Linked DNA regions of Homo sapiens: region 2 is linked to region 1. A link is an interaction called in ENCODE POLR2A ChIA-PET data of the cell type or tissue named here. Cell type or tissue: PC-9. All regions are shown on one strand.

The links. Peaks named below come from ENCODE experiments on the same cell type or tissue, not always from the same donor. Only the 100,000 strongest peaks of a DNase experiment are listed, where the experiment ranks them.
Region 2: POLR2A ChIA-PET joins it to region 1 with 5 read pairs; 2 of 35 experiments call an interaction of 5 or more read pairs at or near these places.

Annotation. Positions count from the first base shown.
Region 1 is chr4:82,832,399-82,836,398 of GRCh38, reverse strand. All of the region lies in intron 22 of SEC31A (SEC31 homolog A, COPII component), which reads left to right. Among named protein-coding and RNA genes, the nearest start is that of SCD5, 36 kb to the right of the region's middle. In PC-9, no CTCF peak of the experiment used is centred here; a DNase peak (open chromatin) is centred at 2,228; H3K27ac peaks cover 1,705 bases.
Region 2 is chr4:82,679,341-82,683,340 of GRCh38, reverse strand. SCD5 (stearoyl-CoA desaturase 5) reads left to right here. Exons shown (of 5, transcript NM_001037582.3): 3 at 2,429-2,634. Among named protein-coding and RNA genes, the nearest start is that of LINC00575, 60 kb to the right of the region's middle. In PC-9, no CTCF peak of the experiment used is centred here; no DNase peak of the experiment used is centred here.

The DNA.
Region 1 (4,000 bases):
TTTTTCTTTTTTTTTTTTTTTTTTTTGAGATGGAGTCTCACTCTGTTGCCCAGGCTGGAGTGCAGTGGGGCGATCTCGGCTCACTGCAACCTCCGCCTCCTGGGTTCAAGCAATTCTCCTGCCTCACCCTCCCAAGTAGCTGGGACTACAGGCATGTGCCACCACGCTCAGCTAATTTTTGTATTTTTAGTAGAGATGGGGTTTCGCCATATTGGCCAGGCTGGTCTCGAACTCCTGACCTTGTGATCCACCCACCTTGGCCTCCCAAAGTGCTGGGATTACAGGCATGAGCCACCGCGCCCGGCCAATTTTTTAGTGTATATACCTAGAGGTGGAATTGCTGGATCAAACAGTAATTCCACATTTAGTTTTTTGAGGAACCACCACACTGTTTTTCACAGCAGCTGCACCATTTTACGTTCCCGCCAGGAATGCACGAGTGTTTCAGTTTCTCCACATCCATGCCAATACTTGTGTTTTCTGTTTTTCAATAGCCATCCTAATGGGTTTGAAGTAGTAATTCATTGTGTGCATGCATTTTTAAAGAATTAGGATCATAACACAAACACACACATACACATAATTTTACATCTTACTTTTTCCTTTTTTTTTGTTCCACTCCGTCACTCAGGCTGGAGTGCAGTGGCTCAATCTCGACTCACTGCAACCTCTGTCTCCTAGGTTCAAGCAATTCTCATGCCTCAGCATCCCAAGTAGCTGGAACTACATGTGTGTGCCACCACGTCCAGCTAATTTTTGCGTTTTAGTGGAGACGGGGTTTCACCATGTTGGTCAGGCTAGTCTCGAACTCCTGACCTCAGGTGATCCATCCACCTCAGCCTCCCAAATACTGGGATTACAGGCGTAAGCCACCACGCCTGACCTTACTTTTTTCTTAATATTACACCATGAACCATTTTTCCATGCCCTTAAAGTCATGTCATGTTTTAAAAAGAGTAAAAGATTCATCCCCACTTTATAGTTTTTTGAAAGAGTTAAAAAAGGATAGGGGAGGATTATTTCCTCTTCAGTTTTCTGAAACATTTCTGTTCAAGGTTAAAATGTACTGTGTTGATATTTTTTTTAAGCGTTGACCAAGAGTATCATTTTTCACATCCGTAATGAATCTCCATAGTACTGTCTTCTGTAGATATTCATGTTCTTCATGTAGCTTGTTTTATGTCCTGTCGCTATTAAAGGATGTCTCTATAAAGTAGAGATCAGTTGAACTGTTTGTAAAAAGTCATGTTTAGGCCAGGAGTTGTGGCTCATACCTGTAATCCCAGCACTTTGGGAGGTCAAAGTGGGTGCATCGCTTGAAGTTAGGAGTTCGAGACCAGCCTGGCCAACATGATGAAACCCCCATCTCTACTAAATATACAAAACTTAGCCAGGCATGGTGGCGAGCACCTGTAATTCCAGCTACTCAGGAGGCTAAGGCAGGAGAATTGCTTGAACCCAGGAGGCAGAGGTTGCAGTGAGCCGGGATTGTGCCATTGCACTCCAGCCTGGGTGACAGAGCGAGACTCCCTCTCAAAAATAAATAAATAAATAAAATCCTTGAGTAGGAGAAGTTTTTTTTAAAAAAGTCACTAAATCTAAATCTATAAAAGCAAAAAGGATTGAAAGGGGTTAGAATTATAATTGAGACAAAATTGTACATTAAATTAATAAAAGGACTGTTGGGGTTCTGCTAAAACACATGGCTTGATATATTGCATGGTTTGAGGTTAGGAGGAGTTAGGCATATGTTTTGGGAGAGGGGTACTTAATTATAAAATATTGCCTTCTATTCAGCAGACCTTCCCCACCCTCCTTTAACTTATTCAGGCTAGCCAACGGACCTTCCTCCTGAGAGGCTTGTTGGTTCTGATTCTATTCAGTTTTACCCCTAATTTAGAATTTGATTTTATTATGATTTGGTGTCATTTTACCAAGGGGACATAAGAAAATAGTTCCATAGACTTTTTTGTGCTGCTAATAGTTGGTGAAGTCTGGATACCCTCCCAGGCTTTAACACCCACAGCTTAAAAGCCGTCCTCATCTTCTGCACTTTCTTCTCATGAGGAAGGGGAAGAGGACATGTTGTTTTGACCTGACTAAAGGGTCAAGCCCACTGTGTTTCCAGTACTTTCAGGTTTGTATTATATTACCTCTCTCAGCCAGAAGCTGAAGCCTGGTGCTAGAGAGTGCATTAGTAGTTGGGAATCAGGTCAGTCCTCTATTGGAATGCACACACAGTGACTCACCGGGCATTTATAAACTATAGTGTTATGAAGTCATATCTCACATGGAGAGCTAGGTTGTAAAGTCATCATGTAAGATAAAAATAGAAAATCACTTACAGTCAATTATCCTTGATCCTTTTTACAGGTAAACCCCAGATGAAAAAGTTGGCTTGCATTTATATCTTGTATGAAAAACATCTGTCAGTAAACATTAGAATTGCACTCTACACAATGAGATTTCAAACTGTGGGATTACCTCTCCCCCCTCACAGTTTCCCTGGGACATGTGCTTCTTGAGTAGAGTCCAAACTAAATTGAACTCACTGTATTTTTTCTATTCTTTTACTGCCTATTTAATTGCAGAATGAAATAACAATTTTAATTTCTCCTTTCCTCCCTCCCTCATCAATTAATGATAGCTGAATCCACATGAGTTATATGTCTGACATACTGACATTCCATACCCTTGATTTGAGGCTAGGCCTGTCCTGACCCTAAGTATTTGACAATTGGGATTGCTATGTTTTCAGCCTGTTTTTCTCTTGTCCACTGCTATAAACTTTGGTTTCCTATAAGAAGTAGTGATTTCTGGGTGACTTGTGCTCAGTCTGCAAATCTGTATTTTTTTTTTTTTTTTTATAATTTAACTTTTGGGTTACATGCAGTTTTGTTACATGGGTATACATGTGCCATGGTGGTTTGCTGCACCCATCAACCCGTCACCTACATTAGGTATTTATCCTAATGTTATCCCTCCCCTAGCCCCCCACAGGCCCCAGTGTGTGATGTTCCCCTCCCTGTGTCCATGTGTTCTCATTCTTCAATTCCCATTTATGAGTGAGAACATGTGGTGTTTGGTTTTCTGATCTTGTGATAGTTTGCTGAGAATGACGGTTTCCAGCTTCATCCATGTCCCTGCAAAGTACATGAACTCATCCTTTTTTATGGCTGCATAGTATTCCATGGTGTATATGTGCCACATTTTCTTAATCCAGTCTATCATTGATGGACATTTGGGTTGGTTCCAAGTCTTTGCTATTGTGAATAGTGCCAAAGTAAACACACGTGTGCATGTGTCTTTATCGTAGAATGATTTATAATCTTTTGGATATATGCCCAGTAATGGGATGGCTGGGTCAAATGGTATTCCTAGTTCTAGATCCTTGAGGAATCGCCACACTGTCTTCCACAATGGTTGAACTAATTTACACTCCCACCAACAGTGTAAAAGCGTTCCTATTTTTCCACACCCTCTCCAGCATCTGTTGTTTCCTGACTTTTTAATGATCGCCATTGTAACTGGCGTGAGATAGTATCTCACTGTGGTTTTGATTTGCATTTCTCCAATGACCAGTGATGATGAGCATTTTTTCATATGTCTGCTGGCTGTATAAATGTCTTCTTTTGAGAAGTGTCTGTTCATATCATTTGCCCATTTTTTGATGGGGTTGTTTGCTTTTTTCTTGTAAATATGTTTAAGTTCTTTGTAGATTCTGGATATTAGTCCTTTGTCAGATGGATAGATTGCAAAAATTTTCTCCCATTCTGTAGGTTGCCTTTTCACTCTGATGATAGTTTCTTTTGCTGTGCAGAAGCTCTTTAATTAGATCCCATTTGTCAATTTTGGCTTTTGTTGCCATTGCTTTTGCTGTTTTAGACATGAAGTCTTTGCCTATGTCTATGTCCTGAGTGGTATTGCCCAGGTTTTCTTCTAGGATTTTTATGGTCCTAGGTCTTACATTTAAGTCTTTGATCCACCTTGAGTTGATCTT
Region 2 (4,000 bases), 150 kb after region 1:
GAAGAAATTATTTCTTAGACCACAGCAGTCTTGATTGACATTTGAAATTATTTTACACCTCCAAATTCTGTGATTCTAAATAATAAAATGTTTTCACTCTGTCCAACCACCATGTTTAAATACACTGTAAAATCTAAAGACCTCTTTCATATTACAGTAAGCCAGGCTATAATTTTTGATATACATAAACCGCCATGCTCCTGTTTTCTCTCTTTATATTCAAAGCTGAACATATGCTTGTCGGAACTTTCTGCCTCCTTTTTCTCTCCCCCAAAACCCAAGGATTAGGTGGATTTTTAAAATTTTCGACCAGCCTGGCCAACGTGGTGAAATCCCATCTCCACTAAAAATAGAAAAATTAGCTGGATTTGTTGGCGCACATTTATAATCCCACCTATTCGGGAGGCTGAGACAGGAGAATTGCATGAACCCAGGAGGCGGAGGTTTCAGGGACCGAAGATCACACCACTGTACTCCAGCCTGGGCGACAGAGCAAGAGTCCGTCTCAAAAAGAAAAACAAAAAATTAGCTGGGCATGGTGGCATACACCTGTAGTCCCAGCTACTTGGGAGACTGAGGTGGGAGGATCACTTGAGCCCAGACGGTCAAGGCTACAGAGAGCTATGTGATTGCACCACTGTACTCTAGCCTGGGCAATAGAGCAAGACTGTCTCAAAAAACAAACAAAAACAAAACAATTTCTTCCCTTCTCATCAGAAGGATGAAGCCAATCTCTATGAAATGGTAGACTCCTAATGAGAACATTACCCAGTATTGAATATTATGGTATAAAATATTATTACTATTGTCATAATCAGAAAAGGCTAATGTAATATAATACTTAAATTTATTTTTATTTTCAGATTTTCCTATCAAAAGCACTGCTTCCCAATTTAATTCATCTTCTCAAAGTTTTGAAAGCATCATCAGATTTAAAAAAAAATTAGTGTAAAAAAACGTCTGTAGATCTCACTGACTCATTGCTATAGCTAAGGTCTCATTAATTGTAACAGTGAATGCCATCAATTCTTGGCCCCTGATAGCTCAGCCCCTGACACCCTCCCGTGTCTCCCATTATGAGAAGTCCAATAGGGTGTGCTCCCCACATGCACTGAGCCCTACTTCAGCTCTGTGGGCTGGGCAGACTCTGCTGGACTCTGCTGCCTGTCCTTCTAGGGGCACCAGAGTCTGTCTCAGGGCTCCAGTGAGTGCTGCCCTGTTCCTCAGCCACTGCTGCCTCTCCACTTGGTGGATTGCCAATACACCAGGTTCCCAAGGAGCCAAAGTTGTCCCCCTTCTGTTTCTGTTACACTCTGTTAGAGCAGTCCTAAAATGATGCCACTGGTGCCTTGGTATTTTGCAGAGATTTGGGGAAGTAGCCATTTGGGTTTTTTTAAACTACTGGCTTCCTGATCTCTGTGAGTCACACATGAAGAACACCAAAGTGAGGAGAGAGGCAGAGACATCTGGGCCAAGAACCGGCACCATTCCTACTCAGGACTGCCCCTCTCTTATGACAACCAAGATTTCATCCTAAGAACATCTCTCCCTCATTTTTTTTAACTTTTAAGTTCAGAGGTACATGTGCAGGTTAGTTACGTAGGTAAACGTGTCATGGGGGTGTGTGTACAGATTATTTCATCACCCAGGTATTACACCTAGTACCCATTGGATATTTTTCCTGATCTTCTCCCTCCTCCCACCCTCCACCCTTGATAGCCCCAGGATGTTTTGTTCCCCTATGTGTCCATGTGTTCTCATCATTTAGCTCCCACTTGTGAGGACAGTGGTATTCGGATTACTGTTCCTGCATTAGTTTGCTAAGGATAATGACCCCCAGCTCCATCCATGTCCCTGCAAAGATCTGGACAGAACAACCATTCAACCCAACAATGCCATTACTGGGTATATGCCTGAAGGAATATAAATCATTCTATTATAAAAACACAGGCACATGTATGTTCACTGCAGCACTATTCACAATAGCAACATGGAATCATCCTAAGTGTCCATCAGTGATAGACTGGATAAAGAAAATGTGGTATGTTTACACCATGGAATACGGTGCAGCCACAAAAAAGATCTCTTTTTTCTTGACATAAATGATCTAGGAGACTTCAGTCGCCCCCACCAGAGCTTTCCTTCAGGTCTCTGCACTAATTCACCCAACAAGCCTGAACTTCCTGCAGTGGGTACGTCCCACACGTAAGCTGAGATCCCTGCTAAGTGAAGATTTACTCTTGTTCTGATGAAAACCACTCCAGACCACAGGGGATTGAACTTGAGGTTGAGGGACTGTGGGTTGAAGACAGGAGGAAAGTGAAACCAGCAGTGAGGACTGGTGGGGGAGGGGAGGCTGGGAAGCTTCCCAGGAGGATGCTCGGCGGTGCGGTTCCTCTCTTCACTCAGGCTCTCATTCTCTCTGCAGAATGACATCTTCGAGTGGTCCAGGGACCACCGAGCCCACCACAAGTACTCAGAGACGGATGCTGACCCCCACAATGCCCGCCGGGGCTTCTTCTTCTCCCATATTGGGTGGCTGTTTGTTCGCAAGCATCGAGATGTTATTGAGAAGGGGAGAAAGCTTGACGTCACTGACCTGCTTGCTGATCCTGTGGTCCGGATCCAGAGAAAGTAAGTGAATGGGCATGACGGAGAGCTGTCCCTCAGGGGCCAGGACATAGAAACAGCACAATGAGGTGGACTCATAACCCCATAGCGTTCTTCTCAAGCATTTGCCCTAACAATTTTGCCATATTTATAAGATTTATCTCTATTTATTAATTTCCTTTTGCTCATTAAATTTTGCCCATTGGCACATTTGTTTTGAGTTATAAGTTTCATTTGTAATGGATTTCCTTTAAGCCCAGTGTCATTATCTTCAAACTAATCTTGCATGGCTGATTTCATGGAATCTGTTTCTGTGTTTCCCCACTGCCCCATTCATGATTCTCTGGAGTAGCAGAAGGGGGGCTGGCTTCATTTTAGTGACACACTTGACTCTACTTGACTCCAAAAGGACTGAACTCTCTCCAGGTATCCTACTGTGTCCTGAAATTCTCTTGTAGTGAAACCTCTGCCCTGCCCATCACTCATGGAAACGTTACACTAGTAGGTTTCTGTGCAGAGAAAATGAGACCATTCAACAGAAGGCCTCAAAGCACTCATATGCCCTGATGGTGTCGGCTGAGCATACCCAGTCGGCCAGCATTTGCAGGATGAAACTGCTTTCTATAAGCACATGAAGAAAGAGTGCCTACAATTGTGCTGGCAAGTAGAGAGCGACCTTTGTTCTTGGGTTGGTCTGGGTCTGCAAAATTTGGCTGTGATGAGCTTGTAGCACCTAAAGCAATAGATTTATGTGCAAAGATGGGCAACATATGGACCATGCTCCAGTTAGAGCCTTGAGACAGCATGTTGAATAAGTGGTTACTAGTGACCATCTCCACTGATGGGTAGGAGTCATCTGAGGACTTACCTAAACAGAATCTCCTTTTCAGACTGAAAATGGACATGGAGGCTATGCCTTTGTTCAACACAAGAATCTTTGCATGAAAGGAAGGATGGCTTAGGACTGTGCTCTTTCCCCCCAAAGCCTCTCCTTTTACGCTGAGGGGAGCAGTAGAGCATAGTGAGAAACTGGCAGACCCTGGAGACAGACTGCTGGAATCAAAGTCTCTGACTCCTCCACTTACTAGCAAATGAATCAACCACTCTAAGTCTCAGCTTCATCTATAAAATGGGAGTAACAGTAATACCTATCTCCTACAGCTTTTATGAAGATATTTTTAAAATGCATGGAAAATGCCTGGCACATAGTAAGAGCTTCGTGAATGTCAGCCATTATTATTATTACACAGGCAGTTGATAGACTAGAGAATTCTCTGTTTCCATCACTGCTTTCTGTTGGTTTCACTGTAGGGTTTTCTCTGTACATCTCAATACAGCTCTTTTAGGTGAAAACACCCGGTATCAATTCAGCTCTTTTAGGTGAAAATAC